Regions from separate parts of the Homo sapiens genome. Here region 2 is linked to region 1. Evidence: read pairs that join two places in POLR2A ChIA-PET (ENCODE). Cell type or tissue: Panc1. All regions are shown on one strand.

The links. ChIA-PET counts read pairs that join two places held together with the same protein. Peaks named below come from ENCODE experiments on the same cell type or tissue, not always from the same donor. Only the 100,000 strongest peaks of a DNase experiment are listed, where the experiment ranks them.
Region 2: POLR2A ChIA-PET joins it to region 1 with 9 read pairs; 2 of 35 experiments call an interaction of 5 or more read pairs at or near these places.

Annotation. Positions count from the first base shown.
Region 1 is chr11:34,755,667-34,758,166 of GRCh38, reverse strand. The region is part of intron 6 of LOC102723568 (a long non-coding RNA gene); the gene reads right to left. Among named protein-coding and RNA genes, the nearest start is that of EHF, 140 kb to the right of the region's middle. In Panc1, no CTCF peak of the experiment used is centred here; DNase peaks (open chromatin) are centred at 996 and 1,241.
Region 2 is chr11:34,559,852-34,562,351 of GRCh38, reverse strand. No RefSeq gene overlaps it. Among named protein-coding and RNA genes, the nearest start is that of LINC02707, 9.8 kb to the left of the region's middle. In Panc1, no CTCF peak of the experiment used is centred here; no DNase peak of the experiment used is centred here; H3K27me3 peaks cover 870 bases.

The sequences.
Region 1 (2,500 bases):
GGGAGCCAACTTAAACTAGTGTAACTAAATACAGAAATGTTACTGGCTTAAGGAGTAGAGATGATTTTAGGTAAGATGGATCCAGGATGTTAGAATTATTTCACTAGTTCTCTTCCCTACTCTCTCCTCCCCAACCCACCTTTCTTTTCCTCCTTTTTTCAGGCAAGCTCTCTCTGAAGGAGGAAAATACAGCCACTGGCAGCTCCAGGGATGTCTTCCTTAGGGCAGGGTCTCTTTTTCAGTAACCATCTCAATTTCTGTAAAGGACTCTGATTAGTTCTGCGTGAGTCAGGGGTCCGCACAAAGAAAATGGAAAGTTGGGCCATGTGATTCAGTCTTGTAGAGTGTGAAAGAGAATTTCCCCAAAGAAAGATGGAGGGCCAAAGGGAAAAAAACGTAGTCGATGTCCACTGCCCTTCCTATGCTATTCCCCAAAGATCTGGTGGGCACATAGAGCCCTAGCTGACTCCATGACCTATTTGGTATCATTTCCTGCCATCCCCATTCTCCTACTACCCATCCTGTGCTCTAGACACTGGTTCACGTGCTATTCAACTGTTTGAATAGCACATCTTCACATCTCTGAACCTCTGTGCTAGCTGTTCCTCTGCCAGAATGCAATGTGGTCCGTTCCTTCCTAGAACTCTCTCTCTCTATGTTCGCCCCCACCCCCAAGCAAATTAAGTACCTTCCCACAGCAATATATGCCAGTTTATTCTATCACATAGTAATTACTTTTCCAAGAAGTTCTTATTTGTCTTCAGGCTAGACTTGAGGTTATTGAGAGAAGGAATTAATAGTGTCTGATTCATCTTTGTGCAAGTAAACGTGACTCTATAGCATACACTATTTATTTACCCAGTATCCACCTTCTCCTTCCTTGCAACTGAACTCTGACTTGGAGGACTTTTTGCCCAGCTAAATGTTCACTAGCTCAGCCTTCCTTGCAGCCAAGAATTCACATATGACACAGTTCCTGGCCCATGAGATATACATTCATGCATTGCTTAACAACAGGGATACATTCTGAGAAATGCATCATTGTGCAAACATCATAAAGTGAGCTTACACAGACATAGATGGCATAGCCCACTACACACCCAGGCTATATGGTACATCCTATTGTTCCTAGGCTACAAACTTGGAAAACATGTTGCTGTACTGAGTACTGTAGGCAATTCTAACACCATGGTAAGTATAATATTTGTGTTTCTAAGCATAGAAAAAGTACAGTACAAATACAGTATTATAATCTTATGGAACATTGTTGTATACGTGGTTCATTGCTGACTGAAACATTGTTATGCAGTGCATGACTATAACTGGACATCTGCTTGGATGGAAGGCAGTCTCTGAACAGCTTTTTTCTTTCTCATTAAAAGAGATCACATAAGTCTGGCACTACCTTTCCCCCACTCCTTCCTGCCTTATGTATGCACTTGGTATTTGGGAGTATGACAGTCATCTTGTAAACAAGAGGAAAAGATCAAGAGAATCATCTTGGCATGATGGAGGTGCTCAACTTATGCCTGCAACCACCTGCCTCCTGATGTTAAGTCAAGACAATTTTTTCCATCCTTGTTGTTCCCCTGTATTTGGAGTAGCTCAAGTAGTATGATACTCTCAGTTTTGTAAGAGTCATTGTGGAATAGGGCACCCAATCTGATTCCAAGATTTGAGAAGTTGCTTGTACACAAAAGGCACACATACCTGATTTGCAATTGTAGCTATTTAATAATTAAATATTTTTCCATGTATATGTGTTATTTTTAGTATCTATTAATTTGTTAGCACATAAATGTTATGAAGTTATATGAAACTAACTACTTAATATAACTGTGAGAATTTTTTTTGGCTTAAGACACTAGAAAGTTTACTAAGACAGAGTATACCTTTAACTAAGAGTGTTCAGAAGACCCTGACTTAAGTAATAAATGAATAAACATAAAAGGGAGGTTTACTGGTGCAGAGTGGAATGAAGAGGTCATTTGAGGAATAGCAGAGTGACTCTCCTTTGTTCTTCCTCTTAAAAAGGAGAGGCCTCCTCTTTATAAAGAAATCTTTATTTTTTTAGAGATAGATAGGGTCTCACTATGTTGCCCAAGCTGGCCTTGAACTCCTGGGCTCAAGCAATCTTCCTGCCTTGGCCTCCCAAGTAGCTGGGACTACAGGCGCATGCCACTGTACCAGGGCATGATTCTTCTTTTTTAAATGCCAGATTGTAATTGCCATATTACTTCCCACTGTGTTTATGTAACCGCGAGCTTCCGCTGCACTTTCTGCATTGAAAGAGTTTTCTAGCTTCATTGGCACCTCACAGTTTCCACTCCCACAGCCTTCTGGGAAGCATACCTCCTCCACAAAGCCTCTCTTGACTAGGAGGAAGTCTCATGATTTTTGTACTTTCCCCTTCATCTCAAACGCAGCATCACGAGCTCTTTGCACAGGCAGAAATGATAGGCTGGTGAGCTCAGCGGTATGAAGGATCTTGCCTCTCATT
Region 2 (2,500 bases), 200 kb after region 1:
CGACAGAAGAGCAGCTTGCTGGGAATGTTTTCATGAAAGGCAGCCCACCACTCGGTGATTATTACTTATTAATAGCTGCCATTTATGGGATGCTTACTACCTACCAGTCCCACATTGCATCTTTACATGCGTCATCTGAATTGATCTTTATAATACTCATTGTACAAGTAAGGGATTTTGTTCCCTGATTGACAGATGAGGGAAATCATCCTCAGAGGCTCAGCAACTTACCAAAGTTCACATCACTTCCACATCTGTGTCTACTCCACTTCACCACTGTGCTTCTTCCAAGAATACCATAGGTTTTCTTTTTTTTAATTTTCTGTTTTTATTTCAATAGGTTTTTGGGGAACAGGTGGTGTTTGGTTACCTGAATCAGTTCTTTAGTGGTGATTTCTGAGATTTTGGTGCACCCATAACCCGAGCAGTGTACACTAAACCCAATGTGTAGTCTTTTATCCCTCGCCACCCCCCACCCTTTTCCCCAAGCCCCAAAGTCTAAGGTATCATTCTCATGCCTTTGCATCCAAGAATACCATAGTTTTCTTAAAACATCAATTTTTGATTTATCCTGCCTTCCCCTCACCCACCACAACTCCAGCCCAGAGTTTTCATCAGGGAAGAGGAGGAGATGTTGGCAAGTGCTGGGTTCAGGACAATCTGGTTTGCTCTGAGAAGTGACTTTGAGCTGACGGAAGAGTTGGGGCTCAGTGGGTAGTTTGCAAGGAATGCAATGAGTCCAGCCTTCAGAATCCTGTTTTTTTTTTTTTTTTTTTTTTTTTATCCTCTTGTTTATAAAACACTATCTGGACTCCTAATAACAGATCATACAAAAAGCTTTCAACTCATTATATTATTTAAGCTGCTCAACAACCTTAAGGTAAGGAAAGATTACTATCACCATTTAAGATGAGGAAATAGCAGCTCGGGAGGTTAAGTCACTTTTCTAAGGTCAGCTAGTGATTGGAGGAGACAGATTCAAACCCAAGTCTTCTTACACTCAGACTGGTTCTCATTCCCGGAACTGAACCATCAGAAGAGAAATGTGGGGCTATGGACCAGATGAAGCCAAAGTAGCCTTGGCATTGACCCAGCTTGCTCTGAACCACAACCTCCACCACTGAGTTTTATGAGATCACTTAATTACTCTTTGTTAACACCAAGCAAGATGGCTGCCAAGCTCAGGACACAAGCTCTGCACTTCTCACTGCCCACTGGCATTCTGAAAATGGTAGGCAGCTTTTGTTGGTTGAGTCTAGAGAATGAGCAGGGCTCTCTTCTGGCAACAGAAAGTTGTAAGGCACATGAGCTGGCCAGAGGGCAGAGTTGGGGCAATGCTCTGCTAACTCAGGGAGCTGAAGACAAGTGTGCACACAGCACCCTACAGCATTGAGGCCAACACTGTAAAGTCCCACTGGTGCTAGATATTCAGAGGACACAGAGGAAGAAAAAGAGAGGGAGATGCAGGCAACAGGCAAATTCCATTTTTACAATTCCTTTAGCACTCAGCCTGGATAAGAGAAAGGGGAACGTTTACGTTCAAATTCCAGAAACATTATGTTCTGGCTCTGACCTGCCTGAGTCTGTTTCCTCATCTTCATAGAGTTGCTGGGCAGATCCAAGATACTGTATGTGATCATATCTCTGAGCACACACCACTTAATATATTGCAGGTACTCAGTGCCACGTACTGATTATCTCCTTTAATCTGAAGGACTCTGCAAGGTCTAAACTCTTTTATCCCTATTTTACAATGATGACACTGTCGCAGAGAAGGTGAGTAACTTACCCATGACACACAGCCAAACATGCTGGTGCTGGGATAATAAATATCAGTTAGTAGCAATAATCCTAGATCTGACCTGTGAGCACCTTGAAAGTAGACATCTGGATTTGGGTTTAGCTTTTTTACATTTTGAAATATTTCAGACCGGGCATGGTGGCTCACGCCTGTAATTCCAGCACTTTGGGAGGCCAAGGTGACTGGATCACTTGAGGCCAGGAATTTGAGACCAGCCTGGGCAACATGGTGAAACCCCATCTCTACTAAAAATACAAAAATTAGCCGGTGTGGTGGTGCTTGCCTGTAGTCTCAGCTACTCAGGAGATGGAGGCACAAAAAGCTCTTGAACCTGGGAGGTGGAGGTTGCAATGAGCCAAGATCACACCACTGCACTCCAGCCTGGGAGACAGAGTGAGACTCTGACACACACACACACACACACACAAATATATATATTTCAAGTGTACAAAAGTATATATGATTACAAATGCCTGTGTAACACTCAACCTAAGAAATAAGATATTAAAATTGAAGTCTCAGCACACCTCCCTTACTTTTATTCTTCCACCTTCCCCAAAAAGTGCCAGTTGTTTATTTAACAGTATTTATTGAGTACCTACTCCATGCCATGAGTGGTTTCCAGATGTTGAATTGTTTTAAGCATTTTCCTGAATTGTGGGTTCATTATTTCCACACCTGTTTTATATTTTATCATAT